2 separate regions of the Homo sapiens genome follow, and region 2 is linked to region 1. A link is an interaction called in ENCODE POLR2A ChIA-PET data of the cell type or tissue named here. Cell type or tissue: HCT116. All regions are shown on one strand. Each heading gives the region's core, and the rest is flanking DNA. Links, peaks and the distances in the headings are about the cores only.

What was found. ChIA-PET counts read pairs that join two places held together with the same protein. Peaks named below come from ENCODE experiments on the same cell type or tissue, not always from the same donor. Only the 100,000 strongest peaks of a DNase experiment are listed, where the experiment ranks them.
Region 2: POLR2A ChIA-PET joins it to region 1 with 5 read pairs; 1 of 35 experiments calls an interaction of 5 or more read pairs at or near these places.

What each region holds. Positions count from the first base shown.
Region 1 is chr10:118,801,931-118,806,657 of GRCh38, reverse strand. The region is part of intron 3 of LINC03036 (long intergenic non-protein coding RNA 3036); the gene reads left to right. Among named protein-coding and RNA genes, the nearest start is that of CACUL1, 49 kb to the right of the region's middle. In HCT116, for the core only: a CTCF peak has its summit at 2,875 (motif pointing right); a DNase peak (open chromatin) is centred at 2,847.
Region 2 is chr10:117,184,409-117,189,135 of GRCh38, reverse strand. No RefSeq gene overlaps it. Among named protein-coding and RNA genes, the nearest start is that of KCNK18, 11 kb to the left of the region's middle. In HCT116, for the core only: a CTCF peak has its summit at 3,119; DNase peaks (open chromatin) are centred at 1,635, 1,865, 2,135 and 3,086; H3K27ac peaks cover 624 bases.

The DNA.
Region 1 (4,727 bases), core at 410-4,409:
TATGTTTGCATTTCTTGTTCTCAGAAACTTTAAGAAGTAGGTAACATCATCAGGCCTAAGGCTTAGAGAAGGTCATTAGCTTGGCCAAGTTCACATAACTTGTTGTTTTGTTTTTGTTTTTGTTTTTGTTTTTGTTTTTGAGTCTTGCTGTGTCGCCCAGGCTGGAGTGCAGTGGTGTGATCTCAGCTCACTGCAACCTCCGCTTCCCAGGTTCAAGTGATTCTCCTGCCTCAGCCTCCCGAGTAGCTGGGACTACAGGTGTGCACCACCATGCCTGGCTAATTTTTGTATTTTTAATAGGGACAGGGTTTCACCATGTTGGCCAGGCTGGTCTCGAACTCCTGAACTCAGGTGATCCACCTGCCTCGGCCTCCCAAAGTGCTGGGATTACAGGGGTGAGCCACCACGTCCAGCGGTGCAAGCAGAGAGAGAAGCCCAGGCAGTCTTGCTCCAGAGTGGGGCCCGCAGCCACTGTGCTCCATCACCTGAAAGATGGCCTGGCGCACTCAGCAGGCACTTATGGAATGAGAGGCCAAGTAAGACAGGGGCCCTGCTCTCCAGAGACTGGTACTGCGGTTGCCTCCTAGTAGACAGCTTCTCTCTAATTAATCTTCATAATACTCTCAGGGCTGAAAACACAGGAGAAGGTCAGCTGGAAGCAGCTATTCAGAAGTGAGATGTGCCTGATGTCAGCTGCAGATAGGGACACTTTCAGCCAGGGGTGAGGCTGCAGGTTCCTGAGGGAGGGAAGAGCCAGCACTGGGGCCTGAAAGATTTGAAAAGTTATAGAAAACTTCCTTTTCAGAGAGGCAAATGGGAAATCTACTTTTTTTTTTTTTTTTTGAGACAGAGTCTGGCTCTGTTGCCCAGGCTGGAGTGCAGTGGCGCAATCTCAGCTCATTGCAACCTCCGCCTCCTCGTCAGCCTCTAGAGTAGCTGGGATTACAGGTGCCTGCTGCCACACTTGGCTAATTTTTGTGTTTTTTAGTAGAGACAGGATTTCACCATGTTGGCCAGGCTGGTCTTGAACTCCTGACCTCAGGTGATCTGCCTGCCTTGGCCTCCCAAAGTGCTGGGATTACAGGCGTGAGCCACCGTGCCTGGCCGGAAATCTACTTTTAAAAGATGAGTGACATTGAAGCTCATTTGTGAGCCTGGTGGCCTCTCTCCCTTAGGCCATAGACTGCCTTTTCCACGTTACCTGTCACAGGAGGACCAGGATGGCTGATCCTGGGCTGTGATTCTGGGGGCAGCTGAGCCAAGTCATCTAGAACCGTAACTAGAGTGGCAAGTGCCGAGGTTCAAGGCGCGGGAGGTGGAAACCCTCATCCTGCCTCCAGGCAAGTTAGGAGCTGATGCTTAAGGTTAAAACCCCGGCCGACCCCAGCAGACCTGGGCAGATCCTGACAGACCCCAGCGGACCCATTCCCCAGAGCCCAGCCTGCTGTCCCCGCTGTCTGCAAGGTTGGTCTCAAAGACTTTGCTCACAGTGCTCTTCCCTGCCCTTCATACCAGCATCTACTCCGTAGGCACTTCCATGTTTTCACGAGGCGACACTGACTTTTACAAACCAGACAGTCATCAACATGAGCCTCAGACACAGCTCTGACCCTCTTACTCCCAAATCAAAACCTTTCAGTGTTCACAGAATTAAGTGCAAACCTCTTGCGGGGCACTCAGCCCTCTCTGGCCCAGCTCCTGTCTTCCTTCAGGTTCTTGCTTTCGGCAGAGCTAACCTTTCGTCTCCCCTGCCCACCTCTCCCTCCCCAGCCCAGCATTCTGGGTTCCAGCCTCTCCTCCTTCCCTGCACAAGTTCTCTTTTGCTTCCCAATCTTTGCTCAAGCTGTTCTCTTGGCGTGGGACTGCTCCATATCAACTCCCACCTCCTCCAGGAAGCCTTCCTGGTCCCTCTGGCCATAGGGAATCTCTCCCTTCCTCCACTTTGTCCCCATCTCTTATAGCACTTCTCCCTCATCTGCAGTTTCCAGCGTCATTTGTTTATCTTGTTCCTGGGGGCAAGGGTTAAATTGCCTTTGTGTCTGCTCATTCCATAGGCCTGGCAGAGTGCTGACACATAGTAGGTGTTCAATAGATGGGTTGCCAGATTGAGCTGAAAACTTCCAGTGAAAAGAGTCTGTAGCTTATGTGTCCTGAGTCACACAGACACAGACAGCCAAGTGTCCTAATGCCCTTTGTGCCTAATTCTGGCATAAAGACACTTTCTCCTGCAGAGAAACTTCCCAGTCCCACAACTCCCCCAGCAAGTGAGCAGTGAGTTTAGAGTAAGGAAGGCTCCCGAGTAACCTTCTCCATGGTGACATCGGCCACTGGCAGGCAGGGCTTAAGGGAGGACTGAATTGGTTTCTACCAATATAGAGGCTGGTGTCTTGTCTTTTCTTCCTTTCTTCCTATTACTCTTTAAATAAAAGCAATAACTGCGCATGATATAAAAACTTGACCAGTACAGAAAGATCTAGAAAAATGATTAAAATCTCCCTGCTTTTCTCTGACCCCAATCCTCATCCCCAAAGTTTCCTATGTATCCCACCAGAAAAAAGTATGCATGTATCTACATATAAATATATATCATTTTAAACAGTTACATAGGGGAGCAAGGTATACGTACACTATTCCATATCTGGCCTTTCCCCCATTTATTTAATGATATATCTTCAGGGTCTTTTACTCTGAGTCTAGAACTTTGCCTCCTTATGTCTAATCACTGCAGACTATTCTGTTGTATGGATGGGCTGAAATTGATTTGGCCTGCTTTGACAAACTGAGAGTCATTTGGGTGGCCTCCAACTTTTGGAGTGACCGTCACGTGTGCACAGCTCGATGTTTTTTTGTCCATGTATCCATTAGGGGGCACCTAGTGGTAGAACCGCAGAATTAAAGGAAACCTGCATTAGAAATGTCAGCTGAGGCCCGGCGCGGTGGCTCACACCTGTAATCCCAGCACTTTGGGAGGCCAAGGCGGGAGGATCACTTGAGGTCAGGAGTTTGAGACCAGCCTGGCCAAGATGATAAAACTCCGACTCTACTAAAAATGCAAAAATTAGCTAGGCATGATGGCGGGCACCTGTAGTTCCAGCTACTCAGGAGGCTGAAGCAGGAGAATCGCTTCAACCTGGGAGTCAGAGGTTGCAGTGAGTCAAGACTGTGCCACTGCACTGCAGCCTGGGAGACAGAGCAAGACTCCGTCTCAAAAAAAAAAAAAAAAAAAAAAAAAAGTCAGCAGAATTGCTAGAAAGACTGTACCTGCTACTTTCCCACCAGCTGGGTAGAAGGGCACGGCTGGTTTCCCAGCAGGCACCAGTACCTGAGACACCTTTGCCCTTTGTTCAGGGTGTGCCCTTTGTGCTCTGGGGAGCTGTCCTCCTCGGCTCCCTCTCCTTTCCTCTGTCCTGCCTCAGGTTCTGTCTCTGGTCAGGTCTTCGGGCTGCCAAGCTCCCAAGTGAAAGTTGAAGCATCAGGCAAGCCTATTGTTTGGCACCCAAGATGCTTATCAGTAAATCAGTTCAAAAGTAGCCTGAGTTCAAGTGTTCTTTAAAGGTGAACCAATCAAGTTGATCTGGTGGAATTTATTCAAATTTTTGTACCCTCTTAATCTCTATGTAGAAAAGATGAAGAAGGCCCAGCATGGTGGCTCAGGCCTGTAATTCTAGCACTTTGAGAGGCCGAGGTGGGAGGATTGCTTGAGCCCAGGAGTTCGAGACTAGTCTGAGCAATATAGTGAGATCCCCATCTCTACACAAAATAATAAAATTTTAAAAAAGCAAAGAGGAATAGATGTTCATTTGAATCAACGTATACAATTTTGGTGGAAGGGCTATGTGTATCTGAGAGCGGCAAGACCAGACCAAGTGATGTAAGGCAAGCAGGTCCAGAGTCAGAGGCTCCTGCAGGCCCCACAAGGATTAGGGGCCCCTAGGACACAGGCTGTGCCTGCGTGAGCGGCCCCTGTCAGCCACCCCACCACGCCCTTTTCCCTTCCCCCACCATGCTCCAGACATGTCTGGACTTTCTTCCAGGCCTTGCTAAGGGCTCATGACCCATGCTCTGCCTCTTCCTGGACCCCTCTTTTCTGCCTTCCACACGGCCAGCTCCTTCTTACCTTCAGGTCTCAGAGAGGCCTTTCCTCCCTCTGTCCTCCTCCCCACTCTTCCAAAGGACACTCGGCCAAGTCCTTCACAGCATCATTCTGTCCTTATTCACATCTGTTTGTTTGTTTTGTTTGCTGTCTACCTTCCCCGCCATAGGGTGTCAGCGCCACGCCCTGCCTATCAGCGCAGTGCCCAGTGCACAGGGCCTCATGCGAGGAGTCACTTGGTAGATGTGGAATAAAGGCATGCATCTGGCTGGGGGGGGGGTGGCTCACGCCTGTAATCACAGCACTTTGGGAGGCTGAAGTGGGCAGATCACAAGGTCAAGAGATCGAGACCAGCCTGGCCAACATGGTGAAACCCTGTCTGTACTAAAAATACAAAAATTAGCTGGGCGTGGTGGTGCACGCCTGTAGTCCCAGCTACTCAGGAAGCTGAGACAGGAGAATCTCTTGCACCCAGGAGGCAGAGGTTGCAGTGAGCCGAGATCGTGCCACCACACTCCAGCCTGGCAACAGAGTGAGACTCCGTCTCAAAAAAAAAAAAAGGCATGCATCTATGAATGAAAAACCAAATTAGGAAAAGTGAAGGAGGAAAGAAAAAATTAAAGGAGATCTTCAG
Region 2 (4,727 bases), core at 401-4,400, 1.6 Mb after region 1:
CATATGGCAAACATCTTCAGGGGGAGACTTTCCATATATTTGGGATATAACTCTTCTCTCTAGCAAGACTTCATCTTCTAAGCACAATGGGATTTTACTCTACCTTTCTATCTAACCCAGCTTCCCAGTCTGTCACATCACCCTAAAATATATCAAGCTTTCCATGTGAGAAAGTCAGCCTCATGTTTGGTGTCCTTTAGTTTCTAATTTGTCGTGCTAGCCCCAAAATAACCAATGAAAGCTCTCTTGCTTTCTCTTTCCCCAAGCAAAGTCTCTGCATAGGCCATATCCCAATCCTACAGCCATTCCCAGATGACCAAATACCCAAAGGGAAGAAGAGGCCCGGTGCCAACCAGCTTACCTAGGGAGGGCTGTTTCCACTCTGGAAATTTTATCTTCTCCTTGTTTCCACAACTCTCTAATTGTTTTTAAATACGATTTTTGCTATTTGTCTTTTTTTTAAGTTGCTGCAGCAGGAGTGCTGGCTTCTTGCTACTTTCTCCTGGCTACCAGAGCACAAGTCCATGAGTCAGCTTCTGCATCAGAGTCACAGATGCCCATGTTTTTCCACACAGTCTCATTCTCTGCATCATGAAGAGCATCTGTGCCATAGTGTGTCTTAAAGAGTGCTCTACTGTGGTTTCTAGGTTTTTTGCCATGTTGCAGACACATGCCACAAATTTTGATAAGAATTTGACTGAATTCTTTCATTTTTTTCTTCAATTGAATCAAAATCAAATTTTACTGGAAGTTCCTCAGCGTCTGTTTCAAGACAGCAAGAAATTTATGACAAATTGAAGTTTAGCATCCTAACTGTTAACCCAACACAATACATAAATTGGTCACACCAGACTCTTTTAAGTTGAAATTTCTTTCCTTTGTTCTGAGAGTATTAGCAACTTCTCCTCATGTCACTTATATTTTCTGGCATGTATTATCAACAGTGGACATAACTCAAATGAAGTGACAAAGTGTGAACAACTGTGACTCAGTTTGTGCACATGGGAAGTGACGACAAAGTCCTTGCTGCTGCCTGGCAGTGCAGGTTATAAAAATGCATCTTGATTTCAGACATGTGATAAGTGCTAAAGCTAGAAAGGTGAATAAAGCAGATACAGTCTCTACTCTTAAGGAGTTCACAGTTTAATGGAGAAGTTGAACGTTAATTAAATATGTATAAAAAGCAATTACGTGATTTAAAGAGTGTAAGATATCCTAACACATAGAAAGCAAGTAATAAATTTTTGATGAGCTGGGTATAAGGAAGTATAGGATGCTATCATGGCAAAAAAAAATATGCTACATATTACCAAGGATAACTTTTCAGCTGCCATAACATTGATCGAAATAATAAAAATAAGAATGCTATTCTTTTTTCACGTAATAGTCTCATAAGTGGCCCAGGCCTGGCTGACTGGCTCTGCTTCATGCAAGCCACATTCATTCTATTGTTTTGCCACCCTCAACAAGCTGACTACCACCGTCAGGTCTAAGTCTAGCCAGTGGGAAAAGGGAAAGAGGAAGTAAAGGGCAAACACCTTTCCTTCTAAGGCAGGACCCAGAAACTGCACATATTACTTTTTCCTTTGCCTGATTCTGGTCACATGGCTACTTCCTGCTGCAAGCGCAGCTGGGAAATGTAGTTTTTACTTGCATAAAGCCATGTGCCCAGATAAAACTTGTATTACCAGGGAAGACCTGATATTTGAGAGGAAACTAGCAATCTCTACACAGGGAGATTTGATGTAGTTTTAAGGAGGGAGTTAAGAGAAGGCTCCTTTGAGGAAGAACAATTCAGCTGGAATCTGAAGAATGAGGAGGAGCTTCCTGCAACACTGGGTGGAGGGCAAAGGGAAGAGCATGCTAGGCAGAGGAAACAGCAGGTGCAACTGCACCGAGGCAAGAAGGAAAGGGGATGTAGATGCATTGCAGGAGTGAACAGAAAGCTCTGGAACACAGAAGAGACAGTGTTAGTTGAGATTGGGTAGATAGGCAAGGCCAGATGGTGTGGGACCTTGCCCATGTTTACTGTTTTGTTGTGCATTAGAACCGGGCTTTCAACTGAGGTCTGACTTCAAAGCCACCCTTTCTTTCTCAATCCAGATGGATGATTGCCTCATTAAGTCATCAGCAGTGACTAACGTTGCAGTCACTGATTTAATTTGGTCCATGTGGGCACCTGGCTGTGGTAGCCTTTGAAGCTTCCTAAGGTAGCCTTGATGAGCAGTCAAGGATGAGAACCACTGGTCCAGTGGGGTCCTTGGCTGAAACCATAACCCATCAATTTTATTGCTAGCACATTTTGAGAGTGTTCTAAGCTAAACACTTTACATGTATGATGTAATTTTCTACCTTGCTAAGGAGGTTATTATTTCCATTTTACTGATGAAGAGATTGAGGCTCAGAGAGGTTAAGTAACTTGCCCAAGGTCACATGGCCAGTAAACAGCAGAAGCGTACGCTGGGGAGATTACCCAGAAACTCTGTTCCTTTCTGTCCTTCCAACATCCTACTTACTCATGGCTGTACAGCTCCTCCTTGATCTGACTTAGCTTGAAAGATCATTTTGTACCAAGAAGTTGGTTGGTCCCAAACAAAGGTTTTCCAGGAAACCCCTAGTCTTCTAATACCCCTCAGTGAAAGCAACAGAAAGGCCCCAAACCAAATCAGTTGATCAATTGTTTCCTTTCCTAGACCCAGGCTCTGACTTATCCTCCCAAACAGTGGCTCCCAACGTTTTTGGCACCAGGGACCAGTTTCGTGGAAGAAAATTTTCCCATGGGCCACAGAGGGGATGGTTTTGGGATGATTCAAGCATGTTACATTCATTGTGCCCTTTATTTCTATTAATATTACATTGTAATATATGATGAAATAGTTATACAACTTATAATGTAGAATCAGTGGGAGCCCTGAGCTTGTTTTCCTGCAACTAGACAGTCCCATCTGGGGGTGATGGGAGATAGTGACAGATCACCAGGCATTAGATTCTCATAAGGAGCAGGCAACCTAGATCCCTTGCATGCACAGTTCACAATAGGGTTTGTGCTCCTATGAGAATGTAATGCCACCTCTGACCTGACAGGAGGCAGAGCTCAGGCAGTAATGTGAGCAATGGGGAGTGGCTGTAGATGGAGACAAAGCTTTGCTTGCTCACCCGCTGCTCACCCCCTGCGCCCTGTTCCTAACAGTACCAGTCCATTGCCTGGGGGTTGGGGACCCCTGCTCCAGAACCCTGCCTGTGTTTATTAGGGAGAAGTTAGAAAGTTCTTTGATCTGGCCAGGCGTGGTGGTTCACGTATGTAATCCCAGCACTTTGGGAGGCTGAGGTGGGCAGATCATGATATCAGGAGATCGAGACCATCCTGGCTAACACAGTGAAACCCCGTCTCTACTAAAAATACAAAAATTAGCCGGGCGTGGTGGCGGGTGCCTGTAGTCCCAGCTACTCAGGAGGCTGAGGCAGGAGAATGGTGTGAACCCGGGAGGCGGAGCTTGCAGTCAGCCGAGATCGCGCCACTGCACTCTAGCCTGAGTGACGGAGTGAGACTCCATCTCGAGAAAATAAGAATAAAAAGTTTTTTTGATCCTATGTAAGCCGTGGAACTGTGCCTCCTCTATGGCGGTGGTTCCCCTCAGGCCAGGCCCAAGGCCAGCATTGGGCCTGCTCCAAGGGCTCACCAGTCCCTCAGACTTCCCAGAGGAGAACGTCTAGCCTTGACCACCATCTGTCACCAGATTGAGCACAGTGCTGCTCAAGGCTTTCTGTCTCCACCATCTGAGAGGAAGATGAGGCTGCAATGTACAGGCTCCTCAGGGCCATTCATAAGATGGAAATCTGGGATGCCTGCCACATAGGCCCTGAAAAATGACACTTGATTTTTATCCAAAAACCAAACCAAAAACCAGAACGAACAACCCATGCAAAAACTCCAAAAGGCTGTTGTGGTGGAATGAGAAGAAAGAAGACCTGGCCTCCAAGACCAGGCTCTGCCACTACCTAGCTGTGCAGCCTTGGGCAAATTGCTTAGCCTCTCTGAGCTTGTATCTCTTTCTGTAAAATAGCTATGATGACACCCATCTCAAAAGCTTGTCTTAACTTGCTTAGCACAAGGACTAGCATATCCGAAGTCCAAATACATGATTGCTCATTCATTACTTTTGCCAGCATGGTGGCCTGCACTCATTATGTGTTTGTTGGTTGTGTTTCAAAAGTATCCTAAGAAAAAACTGAATAGGTATGGTTTTGTCATAATATGGATCAAAGACGTTTGCGGCTTGCCTGAAAACCCTGACATGATCTTAATAACTTAGGTCACAAGTAAACAATTTATTACCATGACAAGCACAAGCCACAGCTACCACTTATTGAACACATACTGGGTGCCAGGAGATATGCTAGTGCTCCACATGCATTATCTCATTTAATCTTCACAGTAAATGAAGAATTGAATGCATCAGACCTCAGTAGAGGAAATAATCTACTCTGGGTGTTTCAGCAGGAAGGGATTTAAAATGGGATACTATGTGCTTTCAAACACTGCAAAGCCCAAAGGAGCAGGTTCTCAGCTGGTCCTGCAGGCTCGACACCCAGAACAGTGCAGACCTGGTTCTCCAGGAGAGCTGCTACCTCAGAGGCTGGCGCTGGAACCACTGAGTTTACGAGGACACGCAGCGGTAGCGGCAGCGGCAGCGGCAGCGCAGTCAGGAGGCTGGAGAACATGTCTT